Regions from separate parts of the Homo sapiens genome. Here region 1 is linked to region 2. A link is an interaction called in ENCODE POLR2A ChIA-PET data of the cell type or tissue named here. Cell type or tissue: K562. All regions are shown on one strand. Each heading gives the region's core, and the rest is flanking DNA. Links, peaks and the distances in the headings are about the cores only. Region 1 holds the start of LOC124900929 (a long non-coding RNA gene). Region 2 overlaps SLC9A3 (solute carrier family 9 member A3).

Region 1 (2,878 bases), core at 379-2,878, 300 kb after region 2:
CACTGCGGAAAGCCGCAGGGACCTCTGCCCTTGAAAGCCGGGTATTGTCCACGGTTTCTCCCCATGTGATAGTCTGAAATATGGCCTCGTGGAATGAGAAAGACCTGACCGTCCCCCAGCCCGACACCCGTAAAGGGTCTGTGCTGACATGGGTTAGTAAAAGACGAAAGCCTCTTGCAGTTGAGAGAGAGAAGTCCACTGTCTCCTGCTCGCCGCTGGGAACTGAATGTCGCGGTGTAAAACCCGATTGTACATTTGTTCAACTCTGAGACAGGAGAAAAGCCGCCTTGTGGCGGGAGGCGAGACATGTTTGCGGCAATGCTGCCTTGTTATTCTTTACTCTGCTGAGATGTTTGGGTGGAGAGAAACATAAATCTGGCCTACGTGCACGTCCAGGCATAGTACCTTCCCTTGAACTTAATTACGACATAGATTCTTTTGCTCACACGTTTTTGCTGACCTCCTCCTTATTATCACCCTGCTCTCCTACTACATTCCTTTTTGCTGAAATAATGAAAATAATAATAAAAACTGAGGGAACTCAGAGGCCGGTGCCAGTGCAGGTCCTTGGTATGCTGAGCGCCGGTCCCCTGGGCCCACTGTTGTTTCTCTATACTTTGTGTCTTACTTCTTTTCTCAGTCTCTCGTCCCACCCAACTAGAAATACCCACAGGTGTGGAGGGGCAGGCCACCCCTTCACAGCGGGGGTGGGGACACACCTGGAGTGGGGTGACATGGGGGCCCCTGGGGTGGGGACACACCTGGAGTGGGGTGACATGGGGGCCCCTGGGGTGGGGACACACTCGGGGGGGGGTGACACAGGGGCCATTGGGGTGAGGACACACTCCGGGAGGGGGTGACACAGGGCAGCAGGGGTGGGGGCACACCTGGGGAGGGGGTGACACGGGGCCCCCTGGGGTGGGGACACACTCGGGGTGACATGGGGGCCCCCGGGTTGGGGACACACTCGGGGAGGGGGTGACACCTGAGGAGGGGATGACATGGGGCCCCTGGGGTGGGGACACACCCGTGGTGGGCGCTGTCATGAGGTGTGACTTTTGAGCGGAGCCATGGACACACAGTGACTCAGATCCCTGGTTTTGGGTCTGAGAACGACTTAACCACACCAAGCACTGACCTGTCTGAACTGCACTGAAAGACGCATTTTATTTGCATTTAGTTATTCTAGTGCTCAGCCATTTCTTTGCACAAAGTCACTCTTGGTGGACACCAAGTCCAAATGTGTCTTAGGTGGTTGTCAGCTCCTCCAGGGGCTGGTCAAGTGCTAGACCTTCAATTAAACACCCGGAATAGCTCCCGTCAGTCTAAGCCTCAAGCCCCGCAGGACACAGTGAATGTTGGTGAGAAACAGTGGCGCGGTCGGGCAAAGGCCTCCCCGCAGCGCTGACCGCCCTGGTCCAGGCGGCTCTTCAGCGGACGCCTGTGCTCACCCACTCGGATGCCCCTCACGGTTCTGGGGGCTACACAAAGTGAGAAGAAAAGCCACCACTAACAGCAACCAGAAGCCCCGCGTTCCCTGCAGGCCCACCTCATCCCGTAAGCGGCAGGTCCAGACAGCGGGTTGTGACCAGCAGTGGGTGGGAGCCTCCTGCTGGAGGAAGCAGGGTCCGGTTTGCTGTTCATTTTTCGCCTCTTTTTCTCGGTTGTTTTTCATGGGCTGCTTATTTTGTGCAGTTTCTGTGATGTGTTCTCTCTTCCCCTCCCCCTCCCTGCTGTGGAGCCCAGTCACATCTGCCCCCTGAAGCTTCATCTTGCGCCCAGTGCCCAGATGCGCTGAGGCCAGGTCGGCCACTCCTCACACCTCCCGGGCTTCTCTGCTCTTTGCCATGTGGCGTCTGCCCCCGCTGACCCTGTCACTGTCTCTTGGTGGCTTCCCCCGCCTCCAGAACCTTGCCGTGCTGCCACTAAAGGGCACCGCATGGCACCTCTCCTGGAAGGCTTCCTCTTCTACAACGCTTAACAGGCTCGCCTACAATTTTCACTAAGAACTGCTTTTGGTGGTGGTGGTGGTGGGGATGAATGCCGGGCCCAAGCCTCAGATCCAGGACTAAAGCCCGGGGCACCTGCAGGCTGAAATGCAAGACCTGTCACTGGTGCGAGTGGAGGAACTACTCTATTTGTTTGAGTGCTCTGGAGAAGTTTTCTAGAGCAGTTTTGAAAGCTTGCAGCAAGAAAGCACCAAGCTCATTGCTTGTTTCTTGAATGTCTGGGTCAAAACTTCCAAAGAGAGGTGTGGAGACTTGGATGTCCTCTCGGTCAGCCCGCAGCAGCACGGCACGCAGCTCCTCGGCGATCTCGTCGTATTTCTGCTGGTTGAACTTGGACATGGCCAGCTCGTCCTGTGGGTAGGCGGCACCCTCGGGGTAGCAGTCCTTGGGCACCGGGAACTCAATGCAGCGCAGCTCGGGGAGCTCACAGAGTGCGGTGAAGAGGCGCCGGAGGGCGCGGGCCGACAGCGGGTTCCCGAGGAACTTGAGCTGGCGCAGCCGGTGGCAGGGGCTCAGGCCCAGGATCAGCATGCCAACGTGGCTGTCTACGATGCCACACTCCTCCAGTGTCAGGATCCTCAGCGTCCGGGAAGCCTGGCTGAGCAGCCTGAAGAAGGTCGAGGGGTACAGGCTGACCAGGTTGTGTCCACTGAGGTCCAGCACCTCCAGGTGGGCAGCGTGGGCACAGTCTGCCAAGAAGGCCATGTCCGTGTGGTTCAGGGCACAGTTGGCCAGGTCCAGTACTCGCAGCGGGGTCTGTAGGGGGCTGCAGGACACGGGGGAAAGAGCACAGGTGAGAGGAGGGTCCCAGGAAGGAGCCGAGGGCTCAGGCGAATGGGAACAACCCATTTGTCCATCATGGGGTCAAC
Region 2 (2,897 bases), core at 125-2,624:
GCCTCGGAGCCCTTAGTGTGCAGACTCCCATGCCAGCCTAGAACCTGCTGAGTCCCGGCTGTGGAGGGGGTCCCAGGCTGCCCTGAGCAGAGGCCACAGCCTTCCCCTCGCAGGCCCGGAAGGCCACCCATGTCTCTTCCCAAAGCTCTGCGAGGCCAGGTCTGTCCCTGGCCACCACAGGGACCAGGCCGTGGAGCCCAGAGAAGAGGGGCCCCTGTTTTCCTGCTGGGCTGCCAGCCCCGTGAGCCCAGATCTGGGGAGGGCGCTGCTGAGGACGGGGCTGTCGGGGCACGCGTTAGGGTCCCAGGACTTCTCACGTGCATCACAGCCACTCCCAGCTGGGGAGCACCTTCTAGAGAAGGGAGAGCTGTGGGGAGAGAGCAAGGTCAACCCTACGGATGCTCTCCTGCTGAAAGCTGGAGCAGACGGGACCCTGCAGGCCAGCTCTGAGCGGGGCCCCGAGGACTCCAGGGAGCTCACCCTCCGTGTTCCCCAGGGACAGCCTCCCTCCCTCATTCCAGGCCAGGCCCTCCCTCATTGCAGGCCATGCCCTCCCCTGGTTTGGTTATCACTGTCGCGTGGTTCCAGCCTCCCCGGGCCAACCCCCGCTGCCCTGCCTGACAGGTGTGGAGCTCAGATCTGTGCAGGATGTGCAGCCCGGAGTGGGGGAGCCGTCGGGGGGCTCAGAGAGCCTGTGGGGCACATGGTGGGGACGGGGCCCACAGCAGGACCTCCCATCCTGAAAGCAGGAGCCTCTGAACCCCGATCCCTCCCGGGGCTGGTGTTTTGGAATCTGGAGCAGCAGGCAGAGCCGCTGTCCTGGGGACAGGGTCGGGAGACCGCAGTGCAGTGCTGGTGGCCGGGCAGGTGCGGAGCTTGTGCCTGCCACCCTCCCTAGAGGGGCCCATGCCACCCGTGGTATTTGGTGTAAGACCATCCTCGGGGAAGGAACGGCAAATCCAGAACAGCACCTCCCTCCTCTGGGCCAGCACCCGGCCCTGCAAGAGCTCCGTAATTACAAGGGAGAAAACAGGCAGGGAGGGCCGAGCTCGTCAGGGCCACGCAGTCGGGAAGGGTGGGACGTGGCCACTGCCTCCACCGCCCCTCCAGCTGTGCTGACACATTCTTCGGGGGCGGGTGGTGTGGAGGGAGCCTCCCCGCTCCCGCTGCTCTGTGCTTAAATGGGGTCTTGGCCATCTCAGGAGACAACTTTCCTTTGAATTTCAAAGAAGACTTAATAACCAGCAGCTGAGGGAATGAAGAAGCTCATTATCCCTTACATCACCGAAGCCGGAGGACGCACCTCATTTGTCAGGCTTCCCGCTATTTTGAAATCAGGCCGAGCGCAGGAATTCTCATCACCTTTTTTTTTTTTTCTGAGTCCAACTAAAACACAGGAGACATGGCCCAGATAGGTTGGTGCCTGCACCCCCACCCACAGGGCCGGGCAGAGCCTCTGAGGTCCTGGCAGGGGCGATGGTGCTGGGGGACGGGGTGAAGCTCCACGGGGGGTCCCCAGGACCTGCTGTCCACCCTTAAGCTCACCCGTGCGGAGTGGAGTGGCGGGACCCAGAGACTCTTCCTAGAACACCCCACCCAGGGGCCGTGATCCCAGGAGAGGGGCACGAGGAGAGGGGGCCACAGCCTCCATGGGGCCCCTCCGGAGGGGTCTGAAACACAGCCAGCCTCAAGTGGGAGCAGGCTCTGGCCACAACGTCAGGGACAGGGTGAGCTCAGACCTTGGTCACCAAGGCAAAAGGCACAGAGCGAGTTGGGGGTCCGGGGGACCAGAACCAGCCGGGCGGTGGGGCGGCAGGTCAGAGGCCCCCCCCCGACCACCGTCCATCCAGCACGGGCCTCCACCCCATAGCACCGGCTCCCTCCTCCAACTGACTCCCTTCTGGGGGCTCCAGCAGCTGCCCCTGCACTCTCCTCGTTCCCAGCCCTCTTGGGCTCCCTGAAAAGTCGGGGGAGGTCTTAGATGCCTGCAGCTCTGAGCCCTGTGGGACCTGATCACCTGGACCTCCCTCCCCTCCCCCGAGGGCTCTGCCCTGACCTCCCTCCCCTCCCCCGCAGGTCCCACCCCGACCTCCCTCCCCTCCCCTGTGGGTTCCCCCCTACCTCCCTCCCCTCCCCCATGGGCTCCCCCCACCTACCTGCCCTCTCCCAAGGCCCCACCCTGACCTCCCTCCTCTGCCGCACGGGTCCCACCCCGACCTCCCTCCCCTCCCCTGTGAGTCCCCACACCTTCCTCCCTTCCTCCACGAGTCCCCGCTGACCTCCCTCCCCAACAGGCCCTGCCCCGACATCCCTCCCCTCCCCCACGAGTCCCCACACCTCCCTCCCCTCCCTCACAGCCCGGCCCTGACCTCCCTCCCCTCCCTCACAGCCCGGCCCTGACCTCCCTCCCTTCCCCCACAGGGTTCCACCTGTCCCACAAGGTCACCAGCGTGGTTCCCGAGAGCGCCCTGCTCATCGTGCTGGGCCTGGTGCTGGGCGGCATCGTCTGGGCGGCCGACCACATCGCGTCCTTCACACTGACGCCCACCGTCTTCTTCTTCTACCTGCTGCCCCCCATCGTGCTGGACGCCGGCTACTTCATGCCCAACCGCCTCTTCTTCGGCAACCTGGGGACCATCCTGTTGTACGCCGTCGTGGGTACCGTGTGGAACGCGGCCACCACCGGGCTGTCCCTCTACGGCGTCTTCCTCAGTGGGCTCATGGGTGAGTCTGCGCCACTGTTGCCCCGGCCGGGATCAGGGTGGGGTCCGGGAGGGGCGGCGCTGCCTCATCTCAGAAAGGTCGGGGTGCCGCACCCTGGCCTCCAGGCGGTAAGTGTCAGGTGAGAAACGTGGCTGGCAGCCCCGTAGGCCCTCGTGACCAAGGCCAGTCCCCTG

The links. Peaks named below come from ENCODE experiments on the same cell type or tissue, not always from the same donor. Only the 100,000 strongest peaks of a DNase experiment are listed, where the experiment ranks them.
Region 1: POLR2A ChIA-PET joins it to region 2 with 10 read pairs; 1 of 35 experiments calls an interaction of 5 or more read pairs at or near these places.

Annotation. Positions count from the first base shown.
Region 1 is chr5:194,605-197,482 of GRCh38, reverse strand. LRRC14B (leucine rich repeat containing 14B) reads right to left here. Exons shown (of 2, transcript NM_001080478.3): 2 at 1,149-2,775. The coding sequence ends at 2,130. It overlaps CCDC127 (coiled-coil domain containing 127), which reads left to right. Exons shown (of 3, transcript NM_145265.3): 3 at 1-615. It overlaps LOC124900929 (a long non-coding RNA gene), which reads left to right and starts at 2,756. Exons shown (of 2, transcript XR_007058670.1): 1 at 2,756-2,878. In K562, for the core only: a CTCF peak has its summit at 1,612 (motif pointing left); a DNase peak (open chromatin) is centred at 1,602; H3K27me3 peaks cover 687 bases.
Region 2 is chr5:491,596-494,492 of GRCh38, reverse strand. It overlaps SLC9A3 (solute carrier family 9 member A3), which reads left to right. Exons shown (of 17, transcript NM_004174.4): 2 at 2,422-2,724. Among named protein-coding and RNA genes, the nearest start is that of SLC9A3-AS1, 20 kb to the right of the region's middle. In K562, for the core only: no CTCF peak of the experiment used is centred there; a DNase peak (open chromatin) is centred at 1,121; H3K27me3 peaks cover 1,939 bases.